2 separate regions of the Homo sapiens genome follow, and region 2 is linked to region 1. Evidence: chromatin loops called from intact Hi-C (ENCODE). Cell type or tissue: heart left ventricle. All regions are shown on one strand. Each heading gives the region's core, and the rest is flanking DNA. Links, peaks and the distances in the headings are about the cores only.

Evidence for each region. Hi-C counts contacts between places; a loop is a spot of excess contacts. Peaks named below come from ENCODE experiments on the same cell type or tissue, not always from the same donor. Only the 100,000 strongest peaks of a DNase experiment are listed, where the experiment ranks them.
Region 2: a loop joins it to region 1, with 5 times the contacts of the local background. A loop is called at or near these places in 21 of 110 quality-filtered maps.

Annotation. Positions count from the first base shown.
Region 1 is chr7:64,319,812-64,322,725 of GRCh38, reverse strand. The region is part of intron 1 of ZNF736 (zinc finger protein 736); the gene reads right to left. Among named protein-coding and RNA genes, the nearest start is that of ZNF736, 7.3 kb to the right of the region's middle. In heart left ventricle, for the core only: a CTCF peak has its summit at 1,611; no DNase peak of the experiment used is centred there.
Region 2 is chr7:64,567,949-64,570,862 of GRCh38, reverse strand. LOC124901657 (a long non-coding RNA gene) reads right to left here and starts at 2,188. Exons shown (of 2, transcript XR_007060357.1): 1 at 1,895-2,188. It also overlaps the pseudogene LOC100129293. In heart left ventricle, for the core only: a CTCF peak has its summit at 1,334; DNase peaks (open chromatin) are centred at 641 and 1,235; H3K4me3 peaks cover 1,296 bases.

The DNA.
Region 1 (2,914 bases), core at 273-2,772:
GATAAATAATCTGTTATTATTATCTGTTTCACAAATAAGAGCTGTGAGACACAAAGAGGCTGTGTAACTTATAAAAGTTGACTTTTTAATTGTGAGAATAAGTTTCAGGTCCTTTTTAAAGCGAACTTTCTTCTCTATTAGATGTCTTTTGTCACATTCTCAGCCGTAATTTTAGAAATGTCTGTATCTTCACTCCTGCTCACAATGTATTTTGATGTTACTATCTTAACACTTCTTAGAACAGTGCTTGGCATATTGTACATAGCATTATCAAACATGATTCCCAAAGGAAAAAAATAAAAACATAATTTCTATTTGTAGATGATATACTATACCTAGAAACTCAAGAGATTTGACAAATACCAAGATTTAGCATAGTGGCAGCATAAAAAATAAAACTTTATAAAATAAATATAAAAATTGATGTTCTATCATATTGAGATACCACTTCACACACATGAGAATGGCTATTATATGAAAAACAACAGCATAATCCCTAAAAGAACAAGCGGTAAAAAGAAGAGGGAGAAATTAGAATGATTTTTAACTCCTGGTGCAAATGTAAAATGGTGTAGCCACTATAAAAAACAATGTGGACATTTCTTGGAAAAAAAAAACCATAAAATGTACCTTCTTCTATGTTTAGAACATAGAATTATATGATCCAGCTATTTCATTGCTAAATTCAGACTGTAGTTCAACAACATACAGCTTATCACTAATCAATGTTATTTCTGCAAACTAACGAGAATTCCTGACAATGGCTGACTACTTATTCTGCTTCTTACTTTATAAACCGTATTAAAAAGGCCAAAGTTCATATCTTAGGTAACATGCATCTGAGTCTTCCAGGCAGCTGTCCTCACCTTGGCTGAAGTAAATTCTTTAAAATTTTATTTTTTTGCCCCTGCTTCTTCCTTTGGATTGATATTTCTGGTGCTGTGAGCAGGATTCAGAGGGACACCCCCAACCATCCAACATCCCTCTTGAACTCAGAAACTAGTCAATGAGAACCCCTTGTATTCTTCCAGCTCCCAGTACATTGTTGAGTGTAAGGGGTGAGTCCTCCTGAATTCAGATCTCCCTACTATTTCATGAGGTCAAGACTTTGCTTGAGCTGTTCTTTTCAACCCTCACTTTCTAGAAAAAATATTTCCATTTTTGGCTAAAGTCAGGAGATTTTAATTTCAATATTTTTAACTGCTTTCTCTGCTACTGTCTCAAGACAGAAAATCTGGGTCATAATACTGGCAGTCTAGCCCTGGTGGTTTTACTTCTTTTGTTCTAAAATTAGGTAACATGCTTTAAAAAACACAGCTGTTTTCTATTGCTTCTAATTTGAACTTGACTTTTTGGGACCTTCAAAGCAAAAGGTGCATGGGAGTGAATTCTCTCATCCCAAAGATAAAAGGCAATTTCTTTAACTGACTCATTTGGGTGCTCTAGGCAACTAGAGACTTTGTAGAGGTGTTAGGATGATTTTCAATGCTTTGTACCAGTCTCACAGGGTCCTCCCAAAAGAAAAACACCTGCAGAGACTTTTAACTAAGCTGGAAGTAAACATAAGCATTGCTCACCCAGCACTATAATCAGCAACTCTTGGGTGACACCTTGAGGAGTGATGCTCATACACAGCACACTTAGACCTGGTACACTGCTCTGGCCATGATCACCTTTGAAAAGTTTCTAAATTATGGAAAACTGATCATCAAAACCATTCTTTTCCTTCTAGGTAACATGCCTTAGAAACATAAGCTGAACTTATGTATAATACCTATGGAGCTTCATCTTGCAAATGCCTGGGTAAATGTACCGACATGACTTCAGATGACCCCAAAATGCAATGACAAAAATGAAGGTCTTATGACATTTCTAAATTAATATATTTCCATGCACAATTGGAAACGGCAGGTTTTAGAATGAAATTTAATGAAAGGCCTTCTTTCTGTTTTGCCTGGCTACATTCTAATAAGAGATTTCAAAGTACATTTTAAGAGGGCTCTTTCACTTCCTCAAAAAAAAACCTTTTAAATGTTCAAAATGCCTGTTTGATTGCTGCAGGATTTACAATACATACTTTAACTTTTTCCAGTCTTTTCTCAGTCTCTCGGAGATGTAAATCTTACCATGTATTTGAAATGTTAACATCCAGAGAATTAGCAAAACAGCATTCTAGCTGAGATCAAATTGGAGAAAAAAAAATTGAAGTTTTTTTAGACCAAACCTCAAAATTTTATTTCTCAATGAATTATCTCTAGCTTAGGCAAAAAAACATTACATACATAATAATTAATTACTAATGTATTTGTTTTTATTATTTGATTTTTGCTCTTGACCTTCTGGAGTCCACATTTGTAAACTTGTCTACTCCCATAGACAGCTTTCATTCTCCTGTTTTACCAACCATTTCTTAAAATCTTGTGTCTGGCCTTTGTGGGTAGATGGTAAACTGAGAAGCTGAGATACTAAAAAATGTGGCCTGAAAATATAGATTGCAACCCACTTGCAGTAAGCTGTTCTTAGGAGAAGTTTTGATTACAGAAGAGCTACAATTTTTTTGTTATTTCTCTGAAGTTTTAAAGTCATACAGGATTTCTTGGATTTGGCCTCATGAATGTTTGTGTTGGTTTTTAGTCACTAGTTCAGGTATCCCTTTAATTTAAAATTTCAGTTTATATTTAGAGTGTAATAGAAACTTTTGTTGTTTTGTTTGTTTAGTCTTCTCTCTGGAACTAAATAAAACCATATACTGTGGTTTGGAAAAAAGAAAACTATTTACTGAAAAATTTCAAAGAGAAACAGCTTTGAATAGTGATTACCCTAGGCCTCCAGTAAACAAAAATGCCCCATCTCCAAAATTCCTTCTTGATGTAAATTTTAGAAAGAAAAAGATAAATTTTAGAAAGAAAAAGAC
Region 2 (2,914 bases), core at 316-2,815, 250 kb before region 1:
CTGTAGCTACAAAAATAATAGAAAAAATAAAGTTGTTATCTATGAGAACAACATTCTTCAAATTATTTGAAGTTTAAAGGCACTGGGAAAAGGGATTACTAGAGATGTCATTTTACTATGTTACCCAATAATGTATTATTACCATTTGTTACCTGCAGCCTTGATTAAGGTGGGATAGGTTACAGATGGTGACAGGATATACTTCATTCAATGCACAACAATTTAAACACACTAAAGCCACTTTTGTTTGATTTTAAAAATTATGGATCGCGCCCCCCAGCCCCCTCCCCCGACCCCGGGCCGGTGCAGCCGCAGGCGGGGTCCCCCTCCCCCTTCCCCCTCCCCCTTGCCCCTCTCCCCCCAGGCCTCGCGCGCCCCGGACCGGCCCCCCCTTTCCCCTCCCCCTCCGTGCCGCCTCTGCCGCGATGCCCCCCGCTGCGCCCGGGGCCCGGCTCCGGCTTCTCGCCGCCGCCGCCCTGGCCGGCTTGGCCGTCATCAGCCGGGGGCTGCTCTCCCAGAGGCTGGAGTTCAACTCTCCTGCCGACAACTACACAGTGTGTGAAGGTGACAACGCCACCCTCAGCTGCTTCATGGACGAGCATGTGACCCGCGTGGCCTGGCTGAACCGCTCCAACATCCTGTACGCCGGCAACGACCGCAGGACCAGGGACCCGCGGGTGCGGCTGCTCATCAACACCCCCGAGGAGTTCTCCATCCTCGTCACCGAGGTGGGGCTCGGCGACGAGGGCCTCTACACCTGCTCCTTCCAGACCCGCCACCAGCCGTACACCACTCAGGTCTACCTCATTGTCCACGTCCCTGCCCGCGTTGTGAACATCTCGTCGCCTGTGATGGTGAATGAGGGAGGTAATGTGAACCTGCTTTGCCTGGCCGTGGGGCGGCCAGAGCCCACGGTCACCTGGAGACAGCTCCGAGACGGCTTCACCTCGGAGGGAGAGATCCTGGAGATCTCTGACATCCTGCGGGGCCAGGCCGGGGAGTATGAGTGCGTGACTCACAACGGGGTTAACTCGGCGCCCGACAGCCGCCGCGTGCTGGTCACAGTCAACTATCCTCCGACCATCACGGACGTGACCAGCGCCCGCACCGCGCTGGGCCGGGCCGCCTACTGCGCTGCGAAGCCATGGCGGTTTCCCCCGCGGATTTCCAGTGGTATAAGGATGACAGACTACTGAGCAGCGGCACGGCCGAGGGCCTGAAGGTGCAGATGGAGCGCACTCGCTCGATGCTTCTCTTTGCCAACATGAGCGCCCGGCATTACGGCAACTATACGTGTTGCGCCGCCAACCGGCTGGGAGCGTCCAGCGCCTCCATGCGGCTCCTGTGCCCAGGATCCCTGGAGAACTCAGCCCCGAGGCCCCCAGGGCCCCTGGCCCTCCTCTCCGCCCTGGGCTGGCTGTGGTGGAGAATGTAGGCGCAACCCAGTGGAGCTCGCCTCCCCCTGCAGGGGGCCTCAGGCCAAGAGTGAGAGAAAAGGGGGAGCAAGAGCCCTGGGTCTCGTGGGGGCAGAAGGGCTCTCGGCCACCAAGGAAGAAGAGAAGAGGAGAAAGAGGAGGAGGCAGAGGAAGAAAGATCTTTAGAGAACCCATCACTGTGAGGGGTAACGCAAAATTATGTATCTTTCTACAGCCATTCTCGCTACCCGTTCACGTTTCCGATTGTGACCCACTCCCGCCACCCCATACCCCTCTCTCTTAGCTCAGGCTGTCAACAGGCTTGTGTGGGTGTGGGTGTGTGAGTGTAAGCCTGCATGCGTGTGTAGGTGTCTGTGTCTCTGTGTGTGTGTGTGTGGGTGGGCTGGGGGAAGGGACTCAACCGTCCTCCCACCCCCGAAACCCCCATGTCCACTGTCCCCAACCCTACTGCCTCTCACCTCTGGCTGGAGGTAGGTATGAGGCTCTGCAGTGGAAGCTGTGAAGAGAGGCTTACCAGGCTCCCTGCTTCCCCAATATATGCAGGCACACTGACCCCTCCCCCTGTCGAAAGGACAACTCCTGGCAGGTTGGGAGTGGGGAGGGGCATCGCACTCACCTGTCAAGCTGTCATTCAGCCTTTGCGAGTAAGTGGGGGACCTCCATCTGGGTTCTGGGCTTCCCTGCTGTCAACCACCAGCTTCCTGTAGCCAGAGGCTCCATCGCTGGCTCAGTGGCCTGAGACCTTCCCACTTTTCCTGTCCCTACCCACCCTGGATTTTCTGGCCCCCTCTTGGGCCAATCGGTGCTTCCATCCAACTGTCAGACTGGTGGCAGGAGTCACCTGTCTGTTTCAGTGCTTTGCCTTACCCCTGCCACCACTCCCCTTGGCCTTGATTTCCCCACCTGCGGAACCAGCCAGCTGCCCCTGGGGCCTTTGCAGCTGGCCCACAGGTGTGGGCTTGCTGGTCTATCACTTCCTGGCCTCTCCACCAACTGTACTTCCCAAAGGCTACCTGACCGCCCTCACACACACTCAGACACACCACACACACACACACCAGCGACTGTGACCAGCAATAGCCCCCTGGCTCCAGCTGTCCTGTAGCTGGTGACTAGCTGTATTTCCCCCTGGGTAGGCATCTGTTGTCAGGAAGGGACGCTGAGAGGCTGCAGCCTCAGCTCTGATTGTAGGAATACTCCGCCCTGGTACACCACACCACACAAAGTGGGGGACAGAGAGGCATCACACAGACATCCTGAGCCCAGATAAAGATGCCATGTCACCAACTCCGACTCCCACGAGACCCTCTATATAAACACCCACCCCAAACCACACCACTCAGAGTCTGGTGGAGAAGAGGAGAGGGCAAGGCTCAGTGACTGTACCTCAGACGGGGGCATGGGCCCCATCCCACGTTGTCTTCCATTCCCAGGGTCCAGGGGATGGGGTGGGACTGGGGAGGGATTCTAGGGAGGGG